Linked DNA regions of Homo sapiens: region 2 is linked to region 1. The links are chromatin loops, found by intact Hi-C in ENCODE. Cell type or tissue: dorsolateral prefrontal cortex. All regions are shown on one strand. Each heading gives the region's core, and the rest is flanking DNA. Links, peaks and the distances in the headings are about the cores only.

The links. Peaks named below come from ENCODE experiments on the same cell type or tissue, not always from the same donor. Only the 100,000 strongest peaks of a DNase experiment are listed, where the experiment ranks them.
Region 2: it touches region 1 in a loop (3-fold over the local background); 4 of 110 quality-filtered maps call a loop at or near these places.

What each region holds. Positions count from the first base shown.
Region 1 is chrX:13,890,592-13,906,371 of GRCh38, forward strand. It overlaps a transcript of GPM6B not described here. Among named protein-coding and RNA genes, the nearest start is that of GPM6B, 81 kb to the left of the region's middle. In dorsolateral prefrontal cortex, for the core only: a CTCF peak has its summit at 7,643 (motif pointing right); DNase peaks (open chromatin) are centred at 7,690 and 9,090; H3K27ac peaks cover 8,000 bases; H3K27me3 peaks cover 3,647 bases.
Region 2 is chrX:13,760,381-13,768,837 of GRCh38, forward strand. OFD1 (OFD1 centriole and centriolar satellite protein) reads left to right here. Exons shown (of 23, transcript NM_003611.3): 16 at 1-340; 17 at 705-831; 18 at 1,964-2,064; 19 at 3,365-3,475; 20 at 6,747-6,904; 21 at 7,674-7,844; 22 at 8,338-8,405. Among named protein-coding and RNA genes, the nearest start is that of OFD1, 30 kb to the left of the region's middle. RefSeq lists an enhancer at 370-869. In dorsolateral prefrontal cortex, for the core only: CTCF peaks have their summits at 4,583 (motif pointing right) and 4,786; DNase peaks (open chromatin) are centred at 3,381 and 4,551; H3K4me3 peaks cover 1,040 bases; H3K27ac peaks cover 7,984 bases; H3K27me3 peaks cover 5,842 bases.

The sequences.
Region 1 (15,780 bases), core at 2,899-10,898:
AAGCTATACCAGGGTTTCTGTCTCAGCACCATCGATACTTGGGGCCCTTTCATTCTTTGCTGTGGGGAGCTGTTGCACTGTAGGATGTTTAGTAGCACCCCTGGACTCTATCCACTTAATTCCAGTAGCACCCCCAACTCCAGTTGTGACAACCAAACGCATCTGCCAGATGTCCCCTGGTTGAGAACTGGTGAGTTAGAAGGATGCTCTTTCTTCAAGGGCTGAAGAACTCAGCTCAGATTGACCTAGGACCAAAAAGAAGACTTATCTTCCCTTTTAAGAGAACAAATCCGATTCTTACACCTGTAAAGCTGCAATATAACCACAATGGTGCATATTGAGACCATCTGAGGCGTTTAAAAAACTCCCTAGGCTCAGATCACACTCCAGACCAGTTAAACCAGAATCTCTGAGGGTGGGGCTCTGGCATCAGTAGTTTTTAAAGCTCCCCAGGTGATCCCAACGTGCAGCCAAGGTTGAGAGCCACTGAACTAGTGTTTAGATTGATGCAAAAGTAATTTCAGTTTTTGCCATTACTTTCAAAAAAAAGGGCAAAAACCACAATTATTTTTGCACCAACCTAATACTTGCTATTCAAATGTGGTGGTCCATGGCCCAGTAGTCTCAGCATTACCCGGAAGGTCATTAGAAATCTGGCCCCACCCCAGACCCAACAAATCAGAATCTGCATATTAACCAGACCCCCAGGTGATTCAAATACATTTTAAAGGTTGAGAACTGCTGCTCTGGAATTCATAAAAAATAGTGCTTTCGGAGTCATGCTAATCTTTTCTTCCAGCTTTACAAAGCAAGTCAGATAGAAACCAAAAAAAAACCAAACAACAACAACAACAACAACAAACCCTGCAAATGGTAATTTTGAAAGAGCTGCTTCTCAATTTTCTTCCTCTCAGCCCAGGAGGCCACACTTTTGGGGGCGGAAACACAGAGGGAGAAATGTGGCATGTTCGCCATTGTGGACATTTGTCTGAGCTTGCAGTCCCCAAAAGGGGAACCGACGCACTGCTATGTGTCCGTGGGTGTTTAATATTTGGTGGCAGGCTCACCCACCCAAATGTGAGAACAAAGTGTGTTTCCTCAGCATTGGGGGAAATTGATCCCCTAATCAGTTCATATGATTTAAGTCTGCTTGTCTCTAGGTTTTGCAAAGCAGTGAGGCTGGAGGAAGGCAAGGAGGGGAAGATTAGAACAGTAAGGGGTGAAGCAAGGGGTTACAGAGAGCACGGATGCACTGCTGTACTCAGGGCAGGGAAAAAACAGAAGAAAAGTATGCCAGTCACTGCATAATGAATTCTCCACTGGCTGCCAAATAGGAGTCACAGAACAATGAACAATCTGAGCAGCTTCTGTTCCCACAATGCAGCCTTGTGAAAGTCCACAGGCAGAAAATTCTGCCTACCATGCACTGGGCATGTTTCTTGCTGGGCTCGGCTCTAGACCTGGACAGCAAATTGTGTACCTAAGAAGCATTTCATTTCAGGGCCAGAAAAATGAACATTTGAACCTCCTGTCCAGCATAGCTCTTGGTGCTATGACAGAATTTCTTTTTCTGGAAATCCCTTTCTCAAGGAAAAGCGAGCGTTCAAAACAATAGCGGTTGTCCACGTAGCTGAATATTGACATAGTAAAATGGTATCAAGAATCTCCTAGGCACAGCTGGAGGATAATCATGTTGCCTTTGAGTGTTCAGTCATTATTTGTCTACTAACTTGACAAATCATGTCAGTATTCTCCATAAATATGCTCTCACATGGACTAACATAGATCATAATATTTGCGGGTTTTGCCATTACTTTTAATGGTAAAAGCCACAATTACTTTTGCACCAACCTAATACAACACACACAATCAATTTCTGTCCATGCTTATATACCAAGTGGCCTACCAAAACTGTCTCCAAACTGACATTTTGAGAAGTCCAAGAATACTCACTTCTTCAGACAAAATCTGTTTTTTGTTTTGTTTTAATAGATGGGGTCTCACTGTCACCCAGGCTGGATTCAAACTCCTGGGCTCAAGTGATTCTCCTGTCTTGGCCTCCCAAAGTAGCTGGGACTACAGGCACATGCCACTGCTACTGGCAAAATCTGGGGTCTTAATACTGTTTACCCAGTAAATACAGGGTGAATTATCATTTTAGTCCCTCCTCTGAAAAGCTCTTTGCAAATAACAAAATCTTTACCTGTAATCTCAGCACTTTGGGAGGCCGAGGCAGGAGTACTGAGGTCAGGAATTCAAGACCAGCCTGGGCAAGATCCCATGTCTCTACAAAAATAAAATACCTTCACCGGGTATGGTGGTGCATACCTGCAGTCCCAGCTACTTGGGATTGCTTGAGCCCAGAAGTTGAAGGTTACAGTGAGCTATGATTGCACCATTGTACCCCATCCTGGGTGACTTGAGCAAGACCATGACTCAAAAACAAATACATAATAAACATTTAAAAACCATTGTTAGCTTGTGAGCTGTTCAAAAACAGCGGGCCAGATTTGGTCCATGGGTCATGCTTTGCCAAACTCTGATCTAGACGGCCATTTTATGATCAGATTTCATCCCTAAATTACATACCTGAATTGGCAGTTGTGTTTATCATAACTTAATATCAAGTCAAAGATTTTCAGTACAAATGTAGCATTTCTTAAACATGGTCTCAGGGATCTCCAAGATCTCACATCTAAGAACTCCATCTTAAAAGCATATAATTAATTATCTTAGTTTCTCAAATGACTAGATTTTCCTCCTAGGTTAAATTAAATTACCTACAAGCACGAGACGGTGTGGTGGTCACACTGAATCTACAAAAAAAAAAAAACATGCTTCCTGTCAAATATTGGCTTCCGCCTTCTCTCTGACCAACACATTAATGGAGTTGATGACAATTTATATCATGTACAAGCTTAAATTTCATTTCTTTTCCCTGCTCTGTATCTGAGGGCCAATCTTAATGAAAACCAATGGTCAAATTTGACTGAATGGCCAAAGCAGCAGCCAAAACGAAGAAAGACATCAGGGACCACAAAATGCTGTGTGTGTCCTGAGTTACTGAGTTACTGGATAGCCCATGGTTTTTAATACCCCACAAATAAGGGCTCATACACCAAAAGTCACCTACTAGCTCGTATCTTTACTTTCACTCATAAACTAGAGTTCCCCAAGTCACTGAAGGGAAGCCTTCCACAGATCTGGTTTATTTTCTTCACTAAAAGTAATTGAGCCTGGTGCATGTATGCCTTTGCCATTAGGGTACTATGCAAGAGAAGAGAATTTGCCTTCTGTGCAGAGATGTTGTAAACGGATGGAGGTCTCCCTCCTCTTCTCCCAAGGGGTCTTAAACATGCCTGGAGGTTTAGAGTAACAGGCTGAAACTCTGCAGGGCATTCCTTCTCTCCACATCCTCAGAGACCTCATGGGGAGAACTTGCTGGCGCCAGGCCTGGATCCTCCCTGGGATAAGCAAAGCTGATTCCAAGACGGAAACTCACTGTCACTTGGGAAAAGGTTGTCTCTCTAGGACATCTCAGGGAACAACACTCACCGTTTCCACATACGTAAGGAAGACAGGGAAGCAAAGCCCAGACACACTGATCCCCTCCAGGTGACCCCAAAACATTTCAGTCCACTAAGCCTTTAAATGAGCCCACAGATCAAACGGATGTGCATCACAGCCACTGTATGAATGACACAGAACCCCTCCTCTTCAAACTAGAACCTCTTAGATCGAAGACTTGAAAAAAACTATGCAGTATTATTGTGGTAAATCTGGACATAATACTGTGAAATCTAGCTCATCAGACAAGCTAGACAATAGAAGTTTATCAAGCAACCTTCACCACATTTGATCTCTCTTATGTGAATTTGTATAAGGCAGGTTTTTTCAGCCATGGATCTTAGGTACATTTCATTTACTATAGGGTTAGAAACGAATATTCCTATTTAGCATATTTGTCCTCTTAAAATAGTTGAGTCACAGGCTGAGGTATTTTATTGTACCTTGTTACAAATTAAATCATAGCCTCACACACTCATTTGCTACCGATTATTTACAAGTGAAACAAAAATTCATAAAACCACATAAGAAAGAATACAGGAGATCAAACAGTTGGTTAAAAATAACGTTGGGTTCTTTTCTAAATAGCAATTTGCTATGGAACCACTTTACATGTTATATCTTGCATCTGCAACAAAAGGGTCTGCTGTTTTTAACTCATTTTAAGGATGAAACATAAATCTGCTAAAATGTGGAGGTTTATATAAGCAGAGAACCAAAGCAGGCCTCCCATACACTCCCCCTATCTCTTATCCTCTCTGACAACTGTTCAGCCCTAGGAGATATAAATGACAATAATAAGTAAGTCGCAGTCACTGTTCTCCCTGAAACATTACGACATCATTTTGGTGAGTAAAAAAGCTCTTCATTCCTTGCCAAGTGAATATTTTCTTTTGAGGGTTTTTCTCATAATGGGAGAGATCTGAATTTGAGAGTGTCTACTGGGGCATCTCAGCTGATGCTCTGCTTTCTTTGTAGCTTCTAAATATATCCACATAATCACAACAGCCCAGGGGGACCATAAGCTCCTTAGCATCTTTCTGCTATGATCCTATCCCTCAGTAAGGCATTGACAATGGCTACAGTAAAACCCGTAAATCTAATTTTTGCAGAACATAATAACGACCTGGTACTTTTTTTTTTCATTTTTAGTTGTTTTAAGATTTCTAAGCTTGTGTTGAAACATGCTGCTTCATTTCCCTAGAGGAGAATAATTCCTTTAGCAAAATTCTTAGGTCAAGCCCGTGTGTATTTTGGAATAGACCAAAAGCTGGGGGTGGGGGGTGAAAAAATCCACAAAGAACAACATATTCTGGGGAAAGAATTATATAGCCAGTTATTAATAAACCTTTCTGGAAAGTGACTAGTGTAAAACAGAATTTTCCTGACTGTATACTAAGGACTGCTAGTTCCATGAGATTTTTATAGGTATTCAACAGTAAAGTATGTTTGAAAAGTGACTCAATTTGTATCTCTATCATAGGAAACAATAATGAATGTTAGAACATCAGCTGTAAAAAATCATTTTAATAAATCTTGATGTTTTAGACACTTCTATGACCTCAAAATCCTCATTTCTTTCCAATAAATACCTGTCCATATCTTGAGATCTAGGTGTCTGGTTCTTGGGGCAGAAACAGTAGGATACAATTAGCATTTTTGAAAATCTTAAAATTAGGGCTTTAGAAAAATCTTAAATATGGGACTGGGCATGGTGGCTCACTCCTGTAATGCCAACATTTTGCGAGGCCCAGATGGGAGGACCACTTGAGCCCAGGAGTTCAAAACCAGCCTGGGCAACATAGTGAGACACTGTTGCTAGAAAAACTTTTTTTTTTTTTTTTTAATTAACCGTGTGTGGTGGCATACACTTGTAGTCCCAGCTATTTGGGAGGCTGAGGCAGGAGGATCTCTTGAGCCCAGGAGGTCGAGGCTGCAGTGAGCTATGATCATGACACTGCACTCCATCCTGGGTGAGTGTAGTGTCATAATCATAGCTCACTGCAGCCTTTTTTTCTCCTTAAAAATAAAAGAAAAAAATCTTAAGTATGGTGCTTATGAACAAAAAAGTAAATAATATACAGCTAGAAGACAGGTAGTCCATCATTTTAAGAATTAAGAGAAATGAGACCTCCATATGGCTAGAAAAATAACAGAAAGAACTACCATGACTCCTATGAAAGGTGTCACCCCAAGTTGAAGGGTTACTGGTGTGAAATCATATCCTGCACAGAGACGAAAAACAGAGCCAGCTGTTCAGAAAACACATTATGCCTAGATATTAACCCTCATGCTTATAAAAGCTACTTTTTAATGCAAGAATTAAAATGTTCCTAAGTAATATTAGACAGAACAACATGAAATTGCTAGTTTTGTAGGTAAAACATGGCCCCATATTGACAATTTCTCTCTTTTTTTTCAAATTGAGACAGAGTCTTGCTCTGTCGCCCAGGCTGGAGTGCACAGTGGTGTGATCTCGGCTCACTGCATCCTCTGCCTCCCAGGTTCAAGTGATTTTCCTGCCTCAGCCTCCCAAGTAGCTGAGACTACAGGTGTGTGCCACCACACCCAGCTAATTTTTGTATTTTTAGTAGAGACGGGGTTTCACCATGCTAGCCAGGCTGGTCTCGAACTCCTGACCTCAGGTGATCCACCTGCCTCGGCCTCCCAAAGTGCTGGGATTACAGGCATGAGCCACCGCACTCTGCCATATTGACAATTTCCTATGTTTGCTCTAACACAGGAATTACATAGAGATAGAAGACAGGGTAATCTAGAGTTTTAAAAATTAAATAAGAGAAATTGTGATGGTTCAGTTCATTAACTTGATTTTACCCATGGAAACACAAATAAAGAACATTTATTCCAGATGACTGAGTCAACTGCTCAGCAGACATGTTTTCATTTGTAGAAAAAGTCTGTGTTTGCTTGTGTTAAGTATATACAATACACAGACTCAACACAATTGGGCTCAGTCTGTAAAGTCCCACTGGCCTTGAGATTTGTTAGAGTTGTGTACTTTAGATACTTTTCTTCTTCAGAGTCAACACATTTTTAAACCACCTTAATTGACCCAACACACTTTTTCTCCCTTCTGTGAATGGATCAGTATTATCCAGGTGACATTTACTTACTGTCATAATATCTTCCAAGACAGACTGTGGTTAAACTCACAAATACCTCCCAGGAGCAAATTGCATCTTAATAAATTTCATTTAACCTGAGAGTAAAATTATACTTGACAGAAAAAAAGCTCTCAAACAACCCTTCTTCAGATGAGCTACTTTTATCTCTTGCTACTGTTTTAAATTATTCATATACAAACTGACTATATTAACACATTAAATAATCCAGATGCTGCCACATGTACATCCCATGAAACAGGAATGGTTTGTTAATAAGCATACCTAGATCTACGCATCAATCTATCTGTTACTCTCTGGAGGGGAAAATCCTCCACAGTGAATTCTTGATTATTTCTGTTGTTTGAAAGAATCTTCAATCTGTGGATAATATTGCACTACTTCCCTACCCAGCTGCAAGTCATATTCAGAAGGCCAAAGGAATGTCCCAAGTTTGTTCCAAAAATGTCCAGATGGGCTCGCTCGAACACCACTCCAATAAACAGTGCCAGCCAGGCGTACACAGCCTGGTCAGCCCACCCAATTCCTGCCCAATAAGGGACAGGCATTCCCATCCTTCAACCAGCAGGGTCTCCTTTGCTACATGTAAATCTCCTCTGACAGCTCATGACTCCAAAAGTGTTTTCCTTTTAATCTGCTTAACTGCATTTCTTTATATTACAATTAACTTACTTCCCCATATCAGTTAGAGTAATCTATTAATGTCAACTGCAGAGCTTGACCACTACAAACTATTTGGGGCTATCACATTGAATTGAATATCACTCTTGCCAAGGAGAGAGGGTATCTGTATTTGTCCATGCTGCTTTACTGGGAGTAAGTGTGTGATTTCCTTTAGGCAAGGGTTTCCAACCTCAGCACAATGGATATTCTGGGCCAGATAATTCTTTCTGATGGGGGCTGTCCTGTGAATTGTAGACTATTTAGCAGCATCCCTGGCCTCCACCCACTAGATGTCAGTAGCATCCTCTAGTTATAACGACCAAAAATGTCTGCAAGACATTGCCAAATGGCCCCTGGGGAACAAATCGCTTCTGAGTGAGAACCACTGCTTTCGGCTTTCTGAAATTCTTAAAATAGTTTGAGAGCTAGTTTTAATTGCCTCTGTGTATTCTTAGGCTACTGCTGCTCAAAGTATGGTTCTGGGACCAAGCAGTGGCTGTATTACCTGGGAGTTTGTCAGAAATGCAGAATCCCAGGCCTACTTGAATGAGAATCTGCAATTTAACAAGATTCATGGGTGATGCCAATGCACATTAAAGTGTGAGCAGCACTAATCACCTTGGTTGGAATCTATAATTTAGTATCTTAGAAAGATGATGATTTGGAGCGAAAGGTGCCAACTAGGGCTGACAAGCCAGAATCATGTGTCATTCAACCATTGATTTCTTTCCATTTATGTTTGGTTTGATGTGTGCTCTTTATTTCTTTATATAGAGAAACTGGAAGAAGGGAAATCATGTGCTACCTCTGAGGCCTCGCTTTCTCACAGAGCTTAGCTCTATGTGAGTCACCTGGCTGTGTCATCCTGTCGGGCTCATCATAAGATACTAGGAATCACAGCCCAGACAAGGGGGCTTGTCTTCACAAACTCAGGTATATGCTTCTAAGGTAGCATGATACTAATTTTAAAAGCGGATCTACATATTAAAAATAACTGAAGATACAGAACATGCCTTTTCAACACAGGCAAGATCACCCCAATAGGATGAAAATGACTTCTTGAGGGGCAAAAACAACTTTACTCTTTAATGCATATAAAGCACAAATATACACACAGCACATAGACAGATATGCAGTGTATCTGGGGTGTTAAGACTGCATAGGGGCTGGGCATGGTGGCTCATGCCTGTAATCCCAGCTCTTTGGGAGGCTGAGGTGGGCAGATCACTTGAGCTCAGGAGTTCAAGACCAGCCTGACCAACATGGTGAAACCCCATCTCTACTAAAAATACAAAAATTAGCCATGCGTGGTGGTGGGCGCCTGTAATCCCAGCTACTCAGGAGGCTGAGACAGGAGAATCACTTGAACCCAAGAGGTAGAGGTTGCAGTGAGCCGAGATGGTGCCACTCCAGCCTGGATGACAGAGCGAGACTCTGTCTCAAAAAAAAAAAAAAAAAAAAAAAAAAGATTGCATAGGGAGGCAATTAGGAAAAAAAATGCTTAAAAAGTCTCCCAGGTTGTGGGGTGATAAAAAATTAAAAGGTTGAAAAAAATGGATACAAAAATGTAGCCTGGGTAAATGGATGGATTGTCAGCAGCAACCCACAGGAACCCACTAGTAGTCTATTTGTGTCAGAAGACAGAAACACGCAAGTATGGAATGGGAAAGACGATGAACAACAAGGACCAAGAACAGTCTGGAGCCCATGTTGCTGTGATCATACCTCCAGATGGGCTGCTCCTCAGTGGTGACTCGCAGCCCAGTCACTTAGGAGCTGTACGGACATTGAGCAACTTTCACTCTCTCCATGCCAAAATTCCCTACCACCCGAACAGGTTGACATGAGAATGAAATGCAGTCATTATTGGAAGGCATCCAACAGGACCTGGCATAAAGCTAGTTTTCATGAAATGTTAGCTCTTTTCCCATTAATCATCCTCTCCAGTTGTAAGATTTTAAAATGTCATTAATTTTGTTCCTTGAGCAAATCTACGCCTTCTTGTGTGGATTCTGAATAAATCATAAGTAGAACTTCATTATATGATAAAGTATTTGTAAATAGATGAGACTGTCTTATCCTGAAAATAACTCATTTAATAGAGTGAAGTTAGATGGAAGGTTTAGTCCAAAAGCTTCACACAGTCACTTGTTCGGTAATGCCTCATAGGTGGTCCTAAAAATCATCACTCTTTGCAAAATGCACAATAAAAAACACAGGGCTTATGGGAAAAATGGGGTTAGGAAAGCAACACTCAAAAATTTAATCAGTGACATTTACAAAAAGATTGCAACCTAATAAAAATAGTAGCACCATTTTACACACATTAAATAGTTAAGAAATACATAAACACAACAATAAATGTGTCACTTCGCCTAGAAAAAGGCCTGAAGTTGGCTGTGGGGTGGGTGTCGGAAGGGCTGCGGTTGGTGAGTTACTGGGAAGGGCTGGAGGGAGGGTTACCCGAAATTGGAGGGACAGTCATAACACCAGGTATGGACAGGTGTGGCTCTTAACACGCGGGGTAAACTGAGGTAGCTGTAGACATATGAGGTTGTGCCACGTGCGTGTTTTGTGTATTCTGACGTCATGTAGTTCAGGTGGGCGCAGTTTTCTGCATTCACCTAATGTTTCAGCAAGAAAAAATGGTATTAAGCAAATCCAAGATTCTGATTATGCACACATTGTTCATGGTTTCAAAGCAAGCATTACAGGAGAACTATCTGCCTGCTATATTCCAAAGCTGCTTAACTTTTAAATCTTGGATAGTCTCTAAAAAAAGCGGGATCTATTTTCTAAAGGATGTTTTAATTCAGAATCAGACCCATCAACTATAGTCTCAAGCCTGCAAACGGAACTCTCTAGCCCATTTTTCTCTGACAAGGCTTCCAACTAATAACATTTCACATCATTCCTGAGTTTCCATAGAGTTCAAGTATTTACAAAAGTCACACAACATGGTGAACGCAGGAGGAAGCTGCAGAGATGGTTCTAGACTTACAGAGAGGAGGCTATATGCAAACCCCTGTATGACTTGCAATGTCCCTTTGCCTCTCTGAGCCTCATTTATAAGATTGTTTTGAGGATCAGATAGCATATCTTGAAATTATCTGGGCCAATATTTGAAAAATATTAGTTGAATGTAAATCTGAACATAGACTGACTCACAATCATGAAGAAAGCATAATCCTTCTCTTTCTAAGAGGTAAGGAGCACTGAATTGGAAACATCCACTACTGCCTCGGCATAAATGGTCAAGTGGTCACTGAGGCAGCTAAAAAAATGCAGAGAAAATAGAAAATAAGCATCCCAAACACTAAGCTAGTTACAGACACAGGAAGATGTGAGGGAAAGCAGCCGCTTCTCCTAATTCAGAGAGAATTTCATTTTCTCCCTCAAGGTTTCATCTGCTCTCATCTCCCTGGTTTCTTGTGTTACCATCTGGAATGCCCCACTTCCTTGTTTTTTTTTTTAAAAAAAAAGGACTCAAACTTCCAAGTCTATAAAAATTATTCTTGCTCAATCCATTCCTTCTGTCGTGGTGTTTGAAGGAGCTTCAGAGTCATCTGACTTGGTTTCACTCTCCCCCTAAACCTGCCAGGGATGAGGACCAGTTGTTCCTAAAGTCCAGCCAGCCAGACAAGGTCACACGGCAAAATCCAAAAATATGTGCTTCCTTGTACTGGGGACTCTGGGTTCAAGTCTGCTACTGGAGTAGAGAACACACACTTGTACCTGAAGGATGCAGATCATAAGAACCTGGCTGTGAACTTGGTGAAACTGAGCATAGGGCCCCTTCAGTAAATTCTCCTATTGATCCCTACTCAACCTAGGACTACAAGTTGGACCTCCAGGGAGCTTTCCCAACCAAGAAAGAGATGCTTTGAAATCCTAAGTCTACCTGCTGATTTTATTTGTCATTACAATTAAATGACCTCTAATGTTGTTTTATTTTAAAAAAAGAATTGCTAAGTGTCACATAGAAGCAAAAAGTGACAACACAAAGTTACACTAAAACTATACACTTGTATAGTTCAAGTTTTGGCATTTGTTGGTCTAAATTCATAATTCCTATATGATCATTAAGTTTGTAGCAGAAGCAGAATATTAGTTGACTATGGAACAGGAGTATAAGTGTGTGGTTTTCCTGGCAGACTCAGTCTACCATCTCTGAGTTTGAATCTTCTTTAACAAAAATCCTTTGCTACAGAAATACAAATAAGATCCCATTTAGTAAGGTCTTTACTCCTTTGTGACAATGGGTACCTTCAAAAGCAACTGGGAAACACTCCATGCCTTAAATACACGAATGTTTACCCTCGCTCAATTTGTCAATAAAGGCAATTCCATAAATGTGGACTGGATTTTTTTTTTTTAGCATTTACGTTGATTATTTCATTTGACCGTTTCAGCCCTCTAAGCTAGACATAGCATGTTTCCCCCATTGCATTAATGAAAATGGCTTGCTCATAAAATGCTTTCTCAACATCGCCTCATTTATTCTTCAGGGAGGGTATTACTCTATTGCCAACGAAGTCACTTAAGCACACAGAGTTTAAGTGGTTTGATCTCATGATCTCATGAGACCCAGGTCTCTGCTCCTCAGTCCAGCACTCTTCTATTCTGCCACAACAGCTACCACCTGAAGGAGCTGCCCAAGAGCCAGCTGAAAATCCCTAAGGAAACCAGGAGAAGAACCACAGGCTTCTGTCTCCTACCCGGTCAGGGCTCATGACCCACACTCACAACCAAACTTCAATTCAATCACAGAGAAGCCCATCTCTCTTTATTCCCACCACCTTGGCAATTCCAATGACAGTTACTGGTGCCCACCAAAGCACATGACCTGCAGCACCACAGACAACAACAGGAGGCCCACCTGACCCAGTCTCATAAAGAAGTTACTAAAGATCAGTCTCCCTCAAGAGGGCGGGAGACTCAACGAAAGAGGACCCAGTTGGATATTAATGGGTCTATCCATAGTTTGATTCCACCAGATGGTCCTAGAACTATCTAGGAATCTCTGGGGCTGGACCCTGGGTCCTAGAAATGACCACAACCTAACATGGGTGTCAGAATCAGAGCTTCACTCGAGGAGGACCTCATTAAGGGCTAGCTGACTTAGACAGACTCACTCCCATACTTTGTTAAGGGGTCTTCTCCTGGTCCACCACAGCCCACTGTGATTCTGCAAGGTGAGAGCACCTTGACACCAGGCTTAGACATCTCCTTCCATCTGTCTCCCACGCAGGGTCTCAAGGCATCTTTGGGTTCACAGGACCACCTCAAAATCTCGATTTATACCAGGCTAACCCCCAGCGCCCAACCATCAACCAGCCCAGGCAAATACTACCTCACAGGTACTGAGCATTTGCCATGCACCAGGCACCACTCCAGGCACTTTTCTTAGAGTCAGTATATTATTTACTCTTGATGTCATCCTGAAAGGTAAGTATAATCCCCAATTTACCAATGAGGAAATTGAAGCTCAGGGAGAATAAGTATAGGCACTTGCCCAAAGCACATAGTTAGCAGAATAAACACATCAGCATTCTGCCCCTAAGCTCACGTTCATTATCATTTTACCACGCAGACTCTTGGATCTTCTCCAATGCAGGGCCAGTCTCCAGGCATGGTCAGGACAGCATAAGTTCGTCATCATGAACACCGTCATCCAACACCAATGCGTTACTCAGCGCAAGAGAAGTGGTTCCTTCCAACAAGGAATCACAGATCCATTGGATTCCAGAACTGACTCTCACTAGGGCTGAAACATAAACTAAACAAATAGAACACCCCATGAGACGGGCCGGGGGTGAATGCCTGTGTCTGGCAGCCAGGGTGGTGGAGCCAGAGGAACAAAGGACTAGGTGGACTCATGCAGGGCTTTGAAGGCTGGGTGGAATATGATATGGGAAAATGGGGTGGGGGCATCTCCGTAGAGCTAGAGATGACTGCCCCTCAGTGGCTGGGAGGAGAGGGATAGGATCATTTGAGGAAGGGGAGGTTCTCCCCATTATGAAGACACCAGTTAGACAGGGCTTCTTAGACTCCCTGGGCAGTCAGCTGAACCCTCCAGATCTCCTTTACAGAACAATGTTCTTAAATGCACGAAAAAATATACATAGCATTAGAAAGAAAACTAAATTGAAATACATCAAAATAAAAAACAAGTTTGAAATACATAATATATAATAAATATATGTAATCATTTAATTTTATATAAATGTAGAATACATATGTTCTGTTAATGCTAGTGGAGGTATAACATACACTTCCAAAGTAGTGATGAGTTTAATGATATTTTGAGATACCTGCAATAACTGTAATGGGATATGAAATTACCTTTGATTTCTATTAATGACCAAAGTCACAAGTATTGCTAAGTCACTGGTTTGCTGCCTGTATTCGTAAGAGAACAAACGCTGTTTCAGTTAGAGGTTAGTGACAATACAGATAGATTTTTTTTCCTATCCCAATCCCTCCTGAGTTCTATCCCCCACAGTCCTGTTGGAGGCATGTGGACTCACTTGTTTGGGAGCCCTCTCTCCAGATCAGGGGTTAGCAAACTATAGCACAAATCAAATTATATCGACACAGAGCCCCACACCCATTCACTTCCGTATCATCTAGTGCTGCTTTTGTACTACGACAACACCGTTTACTTGCAACAGATATTCACTATCTGGCTCTTTGCAGACACAGTTTGCAGACCCCTACGTTAGACAAACTAGGTGTGCTAGGAATTAAACCTCTGGGACCAGCTGGGGCTCAGGCCTGACACTCTCGGGGTATGTGTCCTGAAGAGTCCAAGCAGATCCTTAAGGTTTGACCAGGCAAGCAGTTTACACCACAACCATCCTCTAGGTGTCCTGAACTCTCTAAAACTTAAGGCTATACAATAAATTTATTTCTGGGATCAAGATAGAGTGAGGCTCAGAGCAGGCTTCCTCCAGTTCAGGCCCACATCTGCCTTCAAGAAAAATCACGCCAGATGTGGTGGCTCGCACCTATAATCTCAGTACTTTGAGAGGCCAAGGCAGGAGGATTGCTTGAGCCCAGGAGTTTGAGACCAGCCTGGGCAACATGGCGAGACCTCATCTCTACAATTAAAAAATTAGCCAGGCATGGTGGTGCACGCCTGTAGTCCCAGCTACTCGAGAGACTAAGGTAAGAGGATCGTTTGAGCCCAGGAGGTCAAGACTGCCGTGAGCTGTGATCATGCTACTGCACTTCAGACTGGGCAGCAGAGTGAGGCCCTGTCTCAAAAAAAAAAAAAAAAGAAAAGAAAAGAAAAGAAAAATTCAATTATTTGATGCTCAAAAAATCCAATTATTTGATGTTCAAAGATGTGCTATGGCCTCCAGCATACCAAATCATTCCATACTCAAATGTGGCTCTATGAAGAATTTTAGTTCTTCACACAGTTTCTTAAACTCAGTGGCTGACGTGGAATATTTCCTAAATACTATGATAAAATTACCTTTCAGAGTGAGCTACCTTGTAAAATGCCAAACTCGCCCGTGGTGCTAAGAAACGCAATGATGTAAATATTGCACATACGTAGGCCATCTGTACAACATGAAGATGACCGCCTCCAAGAAGGAGTTTTCTAGTACAACATGAAGATGACCGCCTCCAAGAAGGAGTTTTCTAGTCCAGCCAACCATTCTGCCTCTTCCATGTTGCCTGGGTAATTCTGATTTTTTAGACCAGCAATATGTGTAATTAGCTATCATAAGAGCTTCCCACAAGATAGATCAAGGTTCTACTGCTGCCTGCCTTCCCAGTTTCCTAGCCTTGTACCACATGTACTTGTTATTCTACTGCCATAAGCTTAAAAACCCCTATTTGATCTTGGATGTGAGAAGATTTGGTCTGAGCCAGTTATATCCTCCATTCGTGACACAATGGGATTAAAAAAAAAAACCCTCTGAATCCATCTTGATGCTGAATATTAAACAATAGTTCAGAATTGTAAAAAGAGGCAAGGGCTGTGTTAATTCAAGAGTCACTGGTCTCCTAAATCAATTTCATTTATACATTAATCCACCAGCTTCATAGACTTCATTTCATTTCTCCCCAAATAAAGAACATCTCGAAACCTTCAAAAACTTTAGAGAGATCAAATGTAAAGTGAAGGCTTCTTCTTTTGAGAATCTGAACAGCTGTTGTGGCCGAATTGTTTTTCTTCACCCCCTTTCACTGGGTTTTCTCTCCAGCAGCTGCTTTTGTTTTTTGTTCATGCACCTCCTCCCACTTCCCCTCCCCTAACCAGTTACAAAGTTGGGGGCTAGGGAGCATGCTGAAATACAAAGCACTGCTTGTTACAAATTTGAGTAAGTCTGGGCTAATAGCCAAATTTAATTCTAAAGACCCATTTTGGAGGCTCAGCACTAAAATGGAA
Region 2 (8,457 bases), core at 1-8,000, 130 kb before region 1:
GAGGCCGAACGCTTGGAAAAGGCTTTCAGAAGTTACCATCGGAGAGTCATTAAAAACTCTGCCAAAAGCCCACTAGCAGCAAAGAGCCCACCATCTCTGCACTTGCTGGAAGCCTTCAAAAACATTACTTCCAGTTCCCCGGAAAGACATATTTTTGGAGAGGACAGAGTTGTCTCTGAGCAGCCTCAAGTGGGCACACTTGAAGAAAGGAATGACGTCGTGGAAGCACTGACAGGCAGTGCAGCCTCGAGGCTCCGCGGGGGCACTTCCTCCAGACGCCTCTCTTCCACACCCCTTCCAAAAGCAAAAAGAAGCCTCGAAAGTGAAATGTATCTGGAAGGTAAGCCACCCGCACAAAGGGTTGCGGGGTGCTCTGGAGTTGGGTAGCCACCCTGCCCACGACACAGGGTTGCCGTGAGGGTCAGCGGGCCAGAGTGGCAAGGTCTAGTGTTTGGCACACAGAGCTGTTTAGAGAGTGATAGTTGCCTTGCCTTTGCTGCCTGTTGGTTTCCTGCATTTTATTATTGCCACTGCAATTTAATTTAGGTGCTTGAATCATTAGTTTTCTGGATCTTATGCATCATAATTGGCTATTTGTGAGGATAACAGTTTATTTTCAAACTAGTAGAGCTCTTTAGAAACCACGTTGGTATCTTCTCCGTGCAATTGGTAATATTCTTGCCTTGGTTCTTTCTGCACCTTAGGTCTGGGCAGATCACACATTGCTTCCCCCAGTCCTTGTCCTGACAGAATGCCCCTACCATCACCCACTGAGTCTAGGCACAGCCTCTCCATCCCTCCTGTCTCCAGCCCTCCGGAGCAGAAAGTGGGGTAAGTATAACGTTCTGATTGATTAGCTTCAGCTGAATAATGTTACTTGCTCTGTCAGCCTTCACTTGTTTTACTGGGATTTTTTTTTTTTGAGATAATTATTATAGATCATGTGGCAGTATAGAATTTGCAATCAGATTGCAAAATGATATGTCATCTTTGAGAATCATCTAAATTACCTGGAGGGAAAAAGATTGCTTTTAGCAAATAAGTGGATAATGCTTATTTGCTAAACTTGATATATGGACCATGCAATCTGGTATTAATAAGCATCTTCCTAGTTCTGTGAATAGATTTGGTTTATTAAGATAAAAAACAAATGTACAAAATCTGAAAGCAAACAAATGGAGGTTATTTATAAAGTTGGAACAATTTTACACATCATTAAAAAGTCATTTTTAAAATATTTTGGCATTGAAATATAAACAGATAAGGTTCTGACCTGCATATCATTGAAATAAATTCAAACGTGGTAGCAGGCTCTGGTGTATGATTGTTGAAACAGGAAGGAGTGGATGTTTTTAGAAACTAGTCCACTGGGTCAGCCAGGCTATGATTTGAGTCATGAGCAGACTCCTACCCATACCTGGGCCCCACAGCAGAGGGAACTGACTCCTTAGCTCCAGGCTCGATCTCGGGCATCTGCATGTTAATGTAGTTCTCTGCCACATGGGCCTGTCGTAGTCCTAAAGCTTTTTTTTTTTTTTTTTTTTTTTGTGATAAGCCAAAAGGAAGGATAAGACACACACATATGCTGAGTTAGGGCGCTTTGCTCACTCAAGGTTGTGGTGTTGCATCTTCATCTGGTTCATGCTGATAGTGTGCAGAATTTTTTTTCAGAAATGTTTTATGGTTATTTCCTAGGAATAGCATTCAGAGTACAACATTATTCTTTATTAACAACTGTAGTACCTACTTCACAGCATGAAATAGTTACAAGGAGTAACTGATTAAACAGGTATTAATTGCTGAGAACAATGCCTAGTGGTGGTGGTGAGGTGGAGCTATTTACAAGACAAAGAGAAAGGGAATTTTGTAGAGCCTTTTCTTGAGTCACAAAAGGCTTTTTGTCACCTTGTACTCTTTGGTTTTCCATTATTGAAACTTCACGAGTTTTATCCTTCCAATCTAGTCTTTATCGAAGACAAACTGAACTTCAAGACAAAAGTGAATTTTCAGATGTGGACAAGCTAGCTTTTAAGGATAATGAGGAGTTTGAATCATCTTTTGAATGTAAGTTCAAATATAAATACCAGTTTTTATATGTTGAAAATCTAGAAAGCTTAGTTTTGGTGAAACGTATCCATTGGTTTAAAAAGAAAAGCAGTTACAAATTGGGTCATTATTATTTTGTGATACAACCACAAGTACAGATGTATCACCTCATTTTTCTACCATGATGATTTTCATGTGTGTGTTTACTTTTTAAAAATTTCAGTATGACTAATAATTTCAGAGTTTGAGCTAAGCTTATAAATGAATTATTAACTTATCAGATTTTAAATAAGTGATTTTTATTTATTTTTTCCTTTGATGGAATACAAGAATGTTTATTTTTATTTTTTTGAGATGGAGTCTCTCTCTGTTGCCCAGGCTGGAGTACAGTGGTCCGATCTTGGCTCACTGCAATCTCCCTCCTCCTCCCAGGTCCAAGTGATTCATCTGCCTCAGCCTCCCGAGTAGCTGGGACCAACCACAGGTGCATGCCATCACACCCAGCTAGTTTTTTTGTATTTTTAGTAGAGATGGGGTTTCACCATATTGGCCAGGCTGGTCTTGAGCTCCTGACCTCAAGTGATCCGCCTGCATCGGCCTCCCAAAATGCTGGGATAACAGGCATGAGCCACTGCGCCCGGCCTAAGGATGTTATTTTTTAAATATACTGATTCAGTTGATTGCCTCAGATTTAGAAAACCTCATTTTTAGTAAAAGAATAGAGATAAAAGAATATTAAGAGTCCAGAAACTGGTGTCCTGGCTATGGCCCTGCCTTAGACTGTCTTACTTTGTAGCCACTTTGTAAGTGTAAAATAAGCATGTAGAGCCTATCATCTCTAAGGTTCTTTCCAGCTTGAGAAATCTTTATATTTGCATATAAGCTATTGGTTAGCCTTGTAAACTTCATCTTCAAATCTGAAAGTGTTAATATTTTGAACAGTTAAATGAGAGGGCTTGGTAAATTTTGTAAATATTTGTTAAAGTCTTTGTGTTAAATCATTGATATTTTAATAGAATTCAAATGATGATCAGCAAGCCAATTGAATTCTTCACTGTCACTGGGTTGATTTTCCTGTTGGGTAACGAATCTCATTTTGTAAACAAAGTTAATTCTTTCAACTACGAGAACACTCTGACAAGCAAATACGTTGCCAAGTGGTTATGTTGGGAACTTCATAGAATCCTGTTAGGAAAGGGCGCACCCAGTTACTTTGGCTTCAGTTCCCGTGCTCCAGTCAGTTGCCCCCACACTGCACTGCCCTTCTTTGTCTTGGTGTTATTATTAAGGACTCATGGGACAATTGTGCCTCATGCAGCTGCAGGGAACATGCCAAGGCAGTTGGAAATGGGCGGGCTTTCTCCTGCCGGGGATATGTCTCATGTGGACGCTGCTGCAGCTGCTGTGCCCCTCTCATATCAGCACCCAAGTAAGTTCTTTTTTTGAACTAACAGTCAGCAGGGTCGCATACTAAATACCAGTCCGTGTGCTCTGTGAATTATTTCATGTATCACTGAAGTCATCTTGTAGGTGTAAATTAGTCAAAATCTTGGGTTGGGGGTTATAGGTGTCATTATATTGTTAATGACATTTCTGAAGTAATTCCCATGTGAACATGTAAAGACAGTGCTGAGAAAGGACACGTTGGAAGGAAAGGCTTCTCATTTAGGCTTCCCAGGCCAGTTGCTTAAAAAGTGTTTTCATTTACTCTTCAGTGCCTGGCATAGTAGTTGGACTTTTCCCCAAGACTCTTCTGCAAAAACTGTTCCTTGGGAACCTTAAAGTTTGGGAAATCACAGTGAAAAATTGAAATAATAATTAACTCCCAGCATATATCTTTAATATGATTGTAACATTTAAATATTATTTATTTTTCTATCTACTTGTTTCCTTTGTGTCTTAAGAAATTAGGACAGAAAAACTTCGTATTTCAATCTTTGGAAAAGCTGTGACACCGAGTTAGCGTAGCACTGGAGGAAAACTGGCCATCAGACTTCTCTTCTCTGGCCCACTTCCTCTTTTTCCTCTTCTCCTCCAGATTACCCACTTCCCTCCCTGCGGGTGGAGGGAGACGGGAAGAGAGCCGTGGGAGCTTTGTGCTTTGTTCCAGGGCTCAGCCAACAGCCAGGTCCTTTTCTTCTTGGACCAAGTGTTTAATCCTCAAATCTGAAAGGAATTTTCTCAAGTAAAGCCACCTCTTAGTCCCTCCCAAACGTTGGAAAAACATCATACCCAAAACCCCTGTTAGCAGTTTCTTGGTTTTAGTCATGGTACCCAGGAACATATAAAATAACTGAAAGAGGCAAGAGATTTTGAGAGGGTTGATGTTGCTGATTCCAGAGTAAATCTGCTTTGGAAAGCATTCAGTGAGACATGATCTAGAGCCTTGTCTCTGCTGGGCACTTTGCTCAGCGCTGAGCATATAGCTCAAGCCCTCGCCTTCCTGGATTTCTAGCAGGGGAGGCAGATGGTCAGCAGGCCATCACCCAGGACCGCAGCAGGGAGGGGCTGCAGCAGCTGAGTAGGGGCCGTGGCCACAAGAGGGAGTGTCTACAGGCACTCATTTGGCACAGACCTGAGCGAGGGAATACAAATAATGTGATAGGATAAGGGAAATCAACTGAGTAACTAGGTGTTCTGCTGCTGAGATGGAACATAGATTATAATATTTGCTTTAAAAATTATTAAGCAGCATGGCGAGTGACATTTTAGTTATTGAGAAATTGTTATATTTGTCATTTCATCTCTTCATCTGGGCACAAAGGGAATTCAAAAAGGTTGAAATTTGGTGTCTCGGAGGTGCCCCGTGGACATGCTTCCTTCCTTTCCCCTTGTGTCCAAGAGATTTCTGTATACCACCCTGCAGCTACAAAATATACACCAGAGTAGAGAAGCAGCTCACTCTTCCTCTTTATTTTGTAATTGGTGCTTAAACAACATTCCTATTTTGAGATTACTATTCCATATAAGAAAGCAATCTTGTTTAGGAGTAACTATTTTTTCTTCTCTAGCAAGGAGGAAGTTGCATTTCTGCCTGTGGAAATGATCAGCTGTCTCCTCTGGTATTTTAATTTCATGAGAAGGATTCAGAAGAGATGGGGGAGAGAGAGAAGAAACTGTGTTGCTTCTCTCCTATTAGTAAAACTCAGTTCCTGCTGATCACTTTAGAACAAGGCACAGCAAAAAGGTTCAAAGTCCTCTGCTGAACCTATGAATTTTTCTACTTATTAGCATTGCTTGGGTTGAAAAAAAAAATGTAGGTTATGGGTCAGAGCCAGAAGAGAAAGGTCAGCATAATTGTCTCTGGGATTGGGGTCTAATTAAAACTTTTGAGATATAGGGACCTGTGCCAAGATGCAGAGGGAACAGACAAGTAATTAAAGTATGGACCTTGCCTGGAAGGAATAGAAGTGGAAGAAACAAGTACATGTAGTTTTTGACAGATCAGGTACAAGATATCCTGCAAGTGAGATGCTGGAGTGGTTAGTTGTCACTTCAGGAATAAGGAGGAGGTGGCATTTCAGTTGGGTCTTGAATAGCATTTCAGACTTTGTGAGAGCAAGGGAGTGCTACAGGCTGAGGAGACAGTGAAGGTGAATGTCAAGCAAGGAAGATAGAGCCACGGCCAGGCCCCAGTGAGTGGGTTGGTACAGATGAAATATTTCTCGTACAAAGTTGGTGGTGATGTAGGAAATCAATCTGGGAAGAAAAGGGCAGGTTGTCAGAGCCCAGACTACCATGGCGTAGGACTCTTATCAGAGCGGAGATGCTGCACAGCAGATCCACATCTTCCCCTCAGGAAATGCCTGGTGCAGATGACCACAGGTTGTTGGAAGGCAGAGACTGGCTTCAGGAAGAGCCTTGACTGGGCTGTTTCAGTAGTCCAGGGAGATGGTGAGAAGGGCCCCTGTTGCAGCCACAGGACAGGGAGTGTGAACCTGCAAACACTGGTGGCTGAGTGGATAGAGGGTAGAAAGAGCATGATCGAAGGACCGGGATGATCATGCCTGGGACGAAGCTAGTGCTGTGGGGTTTCCACATGCGGATGGCAAGGAACTATCAGAAATGTGGACGCGAGGCTAGGGAGAGAGACCAGGAGTAGAGGAAAAGATAGGGAAAGGATCCATATACAAGTGATGGCTAAAACCCCAGGAAGGGCTGCCGTCAGTTTGGAGGAAGTGGGGAATGAACAGTGAGATGGCTGGAATGGCGGGGGGAGGGCAGTGGTGTGATTTCTGTTCTGTTTTGTTGGGGTAGGACAGACTTGAGCATCTTTATGGGAGTAAGACTTCTAAAACTACTGTGTACAGAAATAGGGATTAATGGCTCAGTCTGGGTCCTAAAGATAGGGGAGGGATTATAATCAAAGGCAGAGGCAGAAATGCAGGGTTTGCCTTGGAAAGGAGGGAGGAGATCTGTGAAGAGGATGAGAACATGTGACATGGAAGGAGGACAGTTGGAGTTGGTTATGGTGAGGGTGACGTATTTGTCTCAGTCAAGTGAAGTAGGGTACAGTTCAAGGAGTGGGGTCGGGAGCTTGAAGTCGGTGAAAATGAAATAGTGACTTGAAGCAGGTCACAGAGTCAACTAAAAGCCAAGCAGAGTCTCCGTGGGTCTTGGCAAGGGCTCCTGCAGACTGGTCCTGCATTCATTTGAATAATCTGATACTGGAAGCTACTCTTTATTTTCTGTCCTATTAGGTGTAGATCAGAAACAAATTGAAGAACAAAAGGAAGAAGAAAAAATACGGGAACAGCAAGTGAAAGAACGAAGGCAGAGAGAAGAAAGAAGGCAGAGTAACCTACAAGAAGTTTTAGAAAGGGAACGAAGAGAACTAGAAAAACTGTATCAGGAAAGGGTAATAAGTATGACTTGATTCTCTGAACTGGTTGCTCCATTGTACACCTTTCGTAAGTACATTGAGCTCAGGGAGGGGAGTCAATTGGTGTACAAAGTCAGAGGTGCGGCAGATGCCTTAAAAGGCATCCCTGTCCTCTCCTTGTCTTAAAAGCAGTGGGAAAGGCTGCACAGAATGTGAAGCTTAGGAGTTTTGTAGTAAAGGATAGTTTTTGAAGGTAATTTTTGTACATTCTCATCTGATCCTTAAAACAAGCCTGTAAAAAAGGTAGACTGTGCTTTGCTGCAGAACTTTGCTTTGAAAACAGGGTTTAAAGAAGAGACTGTCAGTGCCAGCTAGCTGGGACTAGAACCCAAGGGAGGAGTGGCTGCCAGTTCACAGTTGCTTCCAGGGGCACACACTCCCTCCCTCCTTCCTCTATTTCTCTTCTTGCCTTCTGTGTCCCAATTCTAGTCCTAGCAGATGGATTACTCTGTCCACTTAACACACCTGCTAAGTCTTGCTTGAATTACTCTAACATATGAATGTTCCTTGGACTCTTGGTTAATTCAAGTCCAAAGCACAGGACACTTGCCAATTAATACCTTCCTTCATTGAGATGACATATTTGTCTTCCTTTGATGATAGCAATGACTTCAATTTTAAAAATTAGTCCTCTGGCATACAGGCTGTACTTGAAGGATCGGGATTAATATTAGTGCATTTTTAAAACACTTAAAAGTTTTACAAATGTATTTGTGTATTTTCTGTTTTGGTGCCTGTTTTATAGAAGATGATTGAAGAATCACTGAAGATTAAAATAAAAAAGGAATTAGAAATGGAAAATGAATTAGAAATGAGTAATCAAGAAATAAAAGACAAATCTGCTCACAGTGAAAATCCTTTAGAGAAATACATGAAAATCATCCAGCAGGAGCAAGACCAGGAGTCGGCAGATAAGGTGCCAGTGCCATGGGCAGGGCAATCTGTGGGTGGGGGACATCCAGGGCTTCCGTGGCTTAACTTCTTGGGACGGGAATCCGTCTTCTCCATTGAAGACAAAAAGGTGAAAAGTATAGAAAATCCAAAGTTCAAATGGAACCTTGAGTCTTTTAAATATACTATTCTTTTGACAAAAATTCATAGCTTTTTTGCTTAAGGTAAAAGATTTAAGAGATTTTAATTTGTAAAAGTTGGGGTGGCTCATTAAGAAAGAAAAGATCTATCAAATGCATTAATACTGACATTAATATTTTATGTAAGTCTGAAGTATTATGGGTGTTAAATGCATACCCTATAGTTTATTTTGATGTGCTTGCTAAATTTCATGTTTAAAAGTCACCTCTTTTTTAGACTTTTAAATTACATATATATTTCAAAAATGGTTCTTAAAGTATTTCATGAAATTAATGCATATCTAATTTCAAAATTTTCCACCCTCTCCATGTAATCAGAGCTCAAAAAAGATGGTCCAAGAAGGCTCCCTAGTGGACACGCTGCAATCTAGTGACAAAGTCGAAAGGTACCTGTTTTCCCTACACACTTTCATACACAAACTGTTAATTGCTTATTTT